Linked DNA regions of Homo sapiens: region 1 is linked to region 2. The links are chromatin contacts, found by Hi-C or POLR2A ChIA-PET in ENCODE. All regions are on one chromosome and are shown on one strand. Each heading gives the region's core, a stretch centred on a gene start or an enhancer-like site at or near the end of the contact. The rest is flanking DNA. Distances are from core to core; before and after follow the strand shown. Region 1 has its middle 3.5 kb from the start of HAAO. Region 2 overlaps MAP4K3-DT (MAP4K3 divergent transcript).

What was found. A loop is a pair of places that touch in the nucleus more often than their neighbours do. ChIA-PET counts read pairs that join two places held with the same protein, here RNA polymerase II (POLR2A). Pooled maps may share reads with other maps.
Region 1: a pooled map shows a loop between it and region 2 (14-fold over the local background). The contact joins two enhancer-like sites. A Hi-C loop is called at or near these places in 2 of 37 single-sample maps with no recorded cell type and 3 of 50 pooled maps. POLR2A ChIA-PET finds 5 or more read pairs at or near these places in 1 of 52 experiments (B cell).

The regions. Positions count from the first base shown.
Region 1 is chr2:42,794,593-42,797,546 of GRCh38, forward strand. It overlaps the pseudogene FTOP1. Among named protein-coding and RNA genes, the nearest start is that of HAAO, 3.5 kb to the left of the region's middle. RefSeq lists enhancers at 936-985, 1,500-1,869. Within about 2 kb of position 1,444, at least 8 of the 41 ENCODE cell types and tissues checked have a DNase peak (open chromatin) inside an H3K27ac peak, as active enhancers do; they include B cell, where a contact is called at or near this core.
Region 2 is chr2:39,491,544-39,494,305 of GRCh38, forward strand. The region is part of intron 3 of MAP4K3-DT (MAP4K3 divergent transcript); the gene reads left to right. Among named protein-coding and RNA genes, the nearest start is that of MAP4K3-DT, 56 kb to the left of the region's middle. Within about 2 kb of position 1,253, at least 6 of the 41 ENCODE cell types and tissues checked have a DNase peak (open chromatin) inside an H3K27ac peak, as active enhancers do; they include B cell, where a contact is called at or near this core.

The sequences.
Region 1 (2,954 bases), core at 194-2,693, 3.3 Mb after region 2:
CAAATAGAATCTACCCCACGATCCAAGCTCAAAGGATCTGGCCTGCTTGCTGGTGTCTTCCCCTGGCCTCCGCTGGGTGGTGTTTGCCTGCCCAGGTCACTGAGACCAGCAGATCCTTCTAGGCTTTGCTGAACCTGGCTGGTAATAACTATCTGACCCTTCAATTCTTCCATACACTGAACTCGTTGCTCCAGTGAATCCCTTTCCCAGCCCACCTTGTTTTGTCTCTGCCTTTCTGTCTCTCCCACTTTCTCACCCTTTCATGTAATTCAGCAACTATTTTAAAACAAATAGCTTTATATGAACAAAAGGACTAGATCATGAACTACACTGGTTATTTGGAAGTCTAGGTTCTGGTCCTGCTACCCCTTTAACTTGAGTTATTTACAAGTCTGTTTAAAAGTTTCTAGACATACACTGGTTTGTTTTTTGTTTGGCTATCGTTTTGTTTTTCATTTCTAATTGTATTGCATTGTGGTGAGAGAAGATGGTCCGTGTTGTATTATTTTTGGGTGGGGAGATGTGTTAAGATTTCCTTTGCAGTTTAGCTTATGGTCAATTTTTGTGAATGTGTATACTCTGCTTAGAACGTAGTTCAGAATATTTCTATTAGGTCATGCTATTGTGTTAGTCAAATAGTCTTGATCTTTATTTTTTAAAGTGCTTAATATTTTATTTTCCAAGAGAGATATGTTAAAATCTAACACTGTGATTTTTGGGGTCAATTTTTCCTTTTTTTTTTTTTTTTTTTTTTTGAGACCGGTTCTCACTCTGTGCCTAGGCTGGAGTGCAGTGGTGCGATCTTAGCCTCAATCTCTCCGGGCTCATGTGATCCTCCTGCCTGTCCTCACTGTAGCTGGGACTACAGGCTCACACCACCACGCCTGGCTTTTTGTATTTTTTTTGTAGAGATGGGGTTTCCCCATGTTGTCCAGGCTGGTCTTGAACTCCTGGGCTCACAAAGTGCTGTAATCACAAAGTGCTGGGATTACAGCTGCGAGCCAGTGTGCCCAGCCTCTCCTTATTCTTTAACAGCTTTTGCTTTACATATTCTGAATGTATGTCATTAGACGAAAACATGCTCATGACTATTTTATCTTCTTCTTGTAGTGTTTCTTTTATCTCTAAGAAATATTTCCTCTTAGTTTCTTTTCACCTTGACTTCAACTTTGATATTAATATTCCTACACCCACTTTGTGCTAGTGTTTTCCAGATATGGTAAGTTGATCAAAAAGATGACACAATAACTCCTTCCCTTCCTGAATCCATACGCCTTGTGACTTTGCCTCTGTTCTAATAAGAGGTGAAGTCCATTTCCTTATTCGTTGAATCATGTTTGGCATTGTGACTTGTGAATACAGAAGGCAGCAGAACTAATGCTATGGGACATCTGAGTCTAGTCCTCACCAGGTCTCCCAGCTGCTGATCTCATCACCTGGAACGCTGCTCCCACCATGTGTAGAAGCCTGGGTTAGTGTCCTGGAGGATGAGAGACAATGTGGAGGGTGAGGCTGGCCAACAGCCTGCACCAGCTGTGTAAGACCATCTGAGATGACTGTAGCTGCATGAGTGAACCCAGGGGAGACATGCAGAGACTTGCCCAGCTGTCTTACTTGTTACTTTAAGCCATTCAGTTTTTTCTAAGATAAAAAAGGTTAGTTTATCTAGGCAGAAATAGTATGTAAATAATTATACAAGTAGTACATGGATATGACGAAAACCTTGAAGCTGATGTGCAAAGAGCTGAAATTTGGAAAATACTTAATGAGAGAATGGCCTAAAGAGCTATTCGGTACTCTGAATTCCCCAAAGGCAAGGACCAATATTTATCCACCTCCGATATCTCCTCCGGAACCTTACACAGTACTTGGAACACAGTGGACTCTCTACAAATACCAAATTGGGAATTAACTCTTATTATAAACACTGAGTGTCAGCCCTGGTTCTTCCGGGCTCCAAAACTAACATATGAGTAGATTTCTCCAGGTAGACAAGAGTGAGGTAAACCCCCAAGAATCAGGAACTAGAGCCAAGTAAAGAATAAGCCCCGAGAAGCTTTGAGTAAAAAAGGATACTGTTTGCACATTGCGTATTGGAAAACAAGTAGAAAGTCCAAAAACAAAATAAAAACTTACAGCAGGAAGAAAAAAAAAAAAAGCCCCACAAACTCTACAGCTTAAGTTAGCCTAACCACAGCTGAGATATTTCTTCCGAAAGAACTAAATGACAAGTTGAGAGAAAGGCCCCATTGTCAGGTCAGCTGTTCCTGAGAAGAACTAAATTCAAAACTAGACAAAACTCTCTCACTACTAAAAACGCATATAGACAGGGAAGCATTTTTTCAAGTTATACTAATAAGTTGACTTGGATGCTTTAATAGCTTTCATGAATAATTCTGAAAATTGTTTAGCATATTTGAGGAACTCCACAACTACTTAGAATAAAAAGAAAAGCAACTTTTTAAAATTTAGTAGTATCTCAAAAAAGAAAAACCTAGTTACATGTTCTTGTAAAGAAGTTTCACTATTAATATCAAATGCTCCAGAAGTTTACTTTATAAGACATATTCAAAATATATACCCAATAATCTAAATTTAGATGCTAGAGTAGCAATATAATTTTGGTTCTCCAAAGATTACCAAGCATGAAATAGCAGTCTCCTTGGGGTGTTGCCAAACCAGGTGTCTTTACATCCCATGAGATCTTAACACCAACATGCCAAGTATCAAGATCTCTGCCTTCAAGATGAGAGTCGTCCTCACTTTCCTCTTTGGGGCCTGTCCACCAGATTTTCAGCATGATGCCAGCGCACTGCCATTTTCCGCATGCCAAAATAAGGTTTCTCTTTCAGGTGTGGGATTTTCGGAGGATCCATGAATTCAGCAAAGTTACGTTGTATGCTGCTCTACTCTTTATGTCCAGTTCATCTTCTTGTCCATCACCGGATGACCCC
Region 2 (2,762 bases), core at 3-2,502:
TCAATTGCACCTATGAAAAGGAAGTTTCGTATAAAAGCTGATATAAATGGCTAATAAAGCAGAGAAATAGCTTAAAATTTGACTGTAGACATTTGCTATGTATGATTAATATGTATCAGTTTACAGTTAATTTTAGGAAAACTTAAATTTTATAAATTGCCAAGAAATCACCCATGAAAAACTAATTTTCACTTAGCGGTTTAATTTTTTAACATTAGGATTTTTAAGTTTCGCTAGTCTTATCATCTGGGACACTGGAATTTTGTCTTGTTGGAATTGCTGATTAAACAAAATAATTCTTCAAAAGTGCTTAGCACAATGTTAGGTAAATAGTAAGCACTAAGTAAACATTGGCTTTATTATTATTAGGTGGTCCTATACTATGATTCCTCCTATTTATATCACGTGTGTCTTGCTGCATATTTAAGGACGCTCCCATCTATATGTTTGGACTAGTGCAATAGTAAAGCTGCCAGCTCAGGTGAAGAAAACCATTTAAAAATTTAAAGTTAAGCACATGATGGAAAATTCTTGAATATGTGGTGAGTTAGGTATAAAAAATATAGGGGGATTGTATTGTTGAATACAAAAAAGCCATTAGACTATTTTAAGAATGCTCTCTTCTGTCATTAGGGCTTGGTTATGAATAGTATATCACATGCATGAAAGGAGGTGGTGGCTAGTTTCATTTCCCTAAAACATGTTTCAATGGTAAATTAGAGGCAGCTGTGGTTTACTGACGCATAAACCCAGTGAGGTCTATGATAACTAGTATATATTTACAGTTTGACTCATGGTGCCTGTCAGGCTTTAATCATAGGGGAAGAAGTGATAGTACTTAGACTTCACTGTTTAATCTTCCGTTCATTTGTTTTCCAAGTTTGTTTCAGTCTGTGGGCAGGTTCCCTTTTGATTGCAACATGCAGTCCCTATTTCTGCAGTTTATCTTCATTTGCCATTTTGAGAGGGCTATGAAAGTCCTATGATAAGCTCCTTGTTCTCCAAATCCATGCATATAAGTCTCATCGAGTTGGATGCATTCTAAAGACATTTTGAAATCACATCAACACTTTCAGATCAGCAAGTTATTTCTTAATAAATTACTGTCTTAATGTTAGATGCTATTTTAAAAACACGAAAGAGAGCAGTTTCCAAATATGTGTTACTACTTCCAGGGAATTGTAAACTGGAGTGTTTAATTAAAAGAAGGCCCTAAATTTTTATTATGCTGTCACTGGATATTTGAATAACTAGCTGTAAATGAGTTCTAGTTGTACAAAAGTGATTTTCTAAATCCAGTTGTCCCTATTTCAAAATATAGTTCTAGTTCCTGGGTGAAACTGAAAATGAAATGGCCATGTCTTTATAACTAAAACAAATTAGAGGGTTGCAGCAATAAAATGAACCCACAGAGGGGAAAAAAACCCTTTGAATCAGGTTTTTATTTTCTTCTCCTGAACTGATTGGGTAATTTACTCAACTAATTTTGTCTAGTCATTAGGAAGTTAATACTCCATTCTATAATTTCCTTCCACTCAAGTGAGCAATACTGGTGCATATAATTTGGATTAAGAACATTCCTCTACTCTTACAAATATTTGGATATATGCCTTGAATATGCTTCCTCATTTAGGCCACAGAAATTTATTCAAAGACAAATCAATCAAAGATAATAACATTAACTACTATTTATTAAGCATCTCCTTCATGACAAGACTTTTTCCCATATTGAGATATAATTGACAATTGAAAATTGTACATATTTAAAGTGTACAACATGATGATTTGATATGCATATATATCCATGCATATATATCCATATCCATATCCATGCATATATATGGATATATATGCATATATATGCATATCAAATCATGTCGTACACTTTAAATATGTACATATTTCAATTATGCATATATATGCATATATCCATATCAAATCATATATATATAATATGCATATATATCATATACATATCCATCACCTCACATAGTTACCATTTTCTTTTGTTCTCTCTCTCTTTCTTCCTTCCTTTCTTTCCCTTCTTTTTTATTTTTTGGTGGTGAGAACACTTAAGATCCACCCTCTTAGCAAATTTCAAGTATATAATATAGTGTTGCTAATTGTAGTCACATCGTTGTAGAATACATCTCCAGAATTCATTCATTTGGATAACTGAAACTCTGTAACCCTTTTCCAATATCTCCCCATTCCTCTATCCCTCCAGCTCATGGCAACCAACATTCCACTCTCTGCTGTTCTAAGTTTGACTACTTTAGTTTTTACATATAAGTGAAATCAACACAGTATTTGTTTTTCTGTGTCTCGCTTAGTTTACTTAGCTTAATGTTCTTCAGGTTCATTCATGTTGTAAATGACAGGATTTCCTTTTGTTTTGAAGGCTGCATAATATTCTGTTGTATATGTATACCATATTTTCTTCATCCATTCATCTGTTGATGGACATTTAGGTTGTTTTCATATCTTGGCTATCATGAATAATGCTGCAATGAACGTAAGAGTAGAGATATCTCTTAGAAATCCTGATTTTCCTTTTTTTTTTCAGACAGTCTTGTCACCCAGGCTGAAGTGCAGTGGCATGATCTCGGCTCACTGCAACCTCCGCTTCTTGGGTTCAAGTGATTCTCCTGCCTCAACCTCTGGAGTAACTGGGATTATAGGCATATGTCACCATGCCCGGCTAATTTTCTTATTTTTAATAGAGATGGGGTTTCATCATGTTGGCCAGGCTGGTCTGGAAC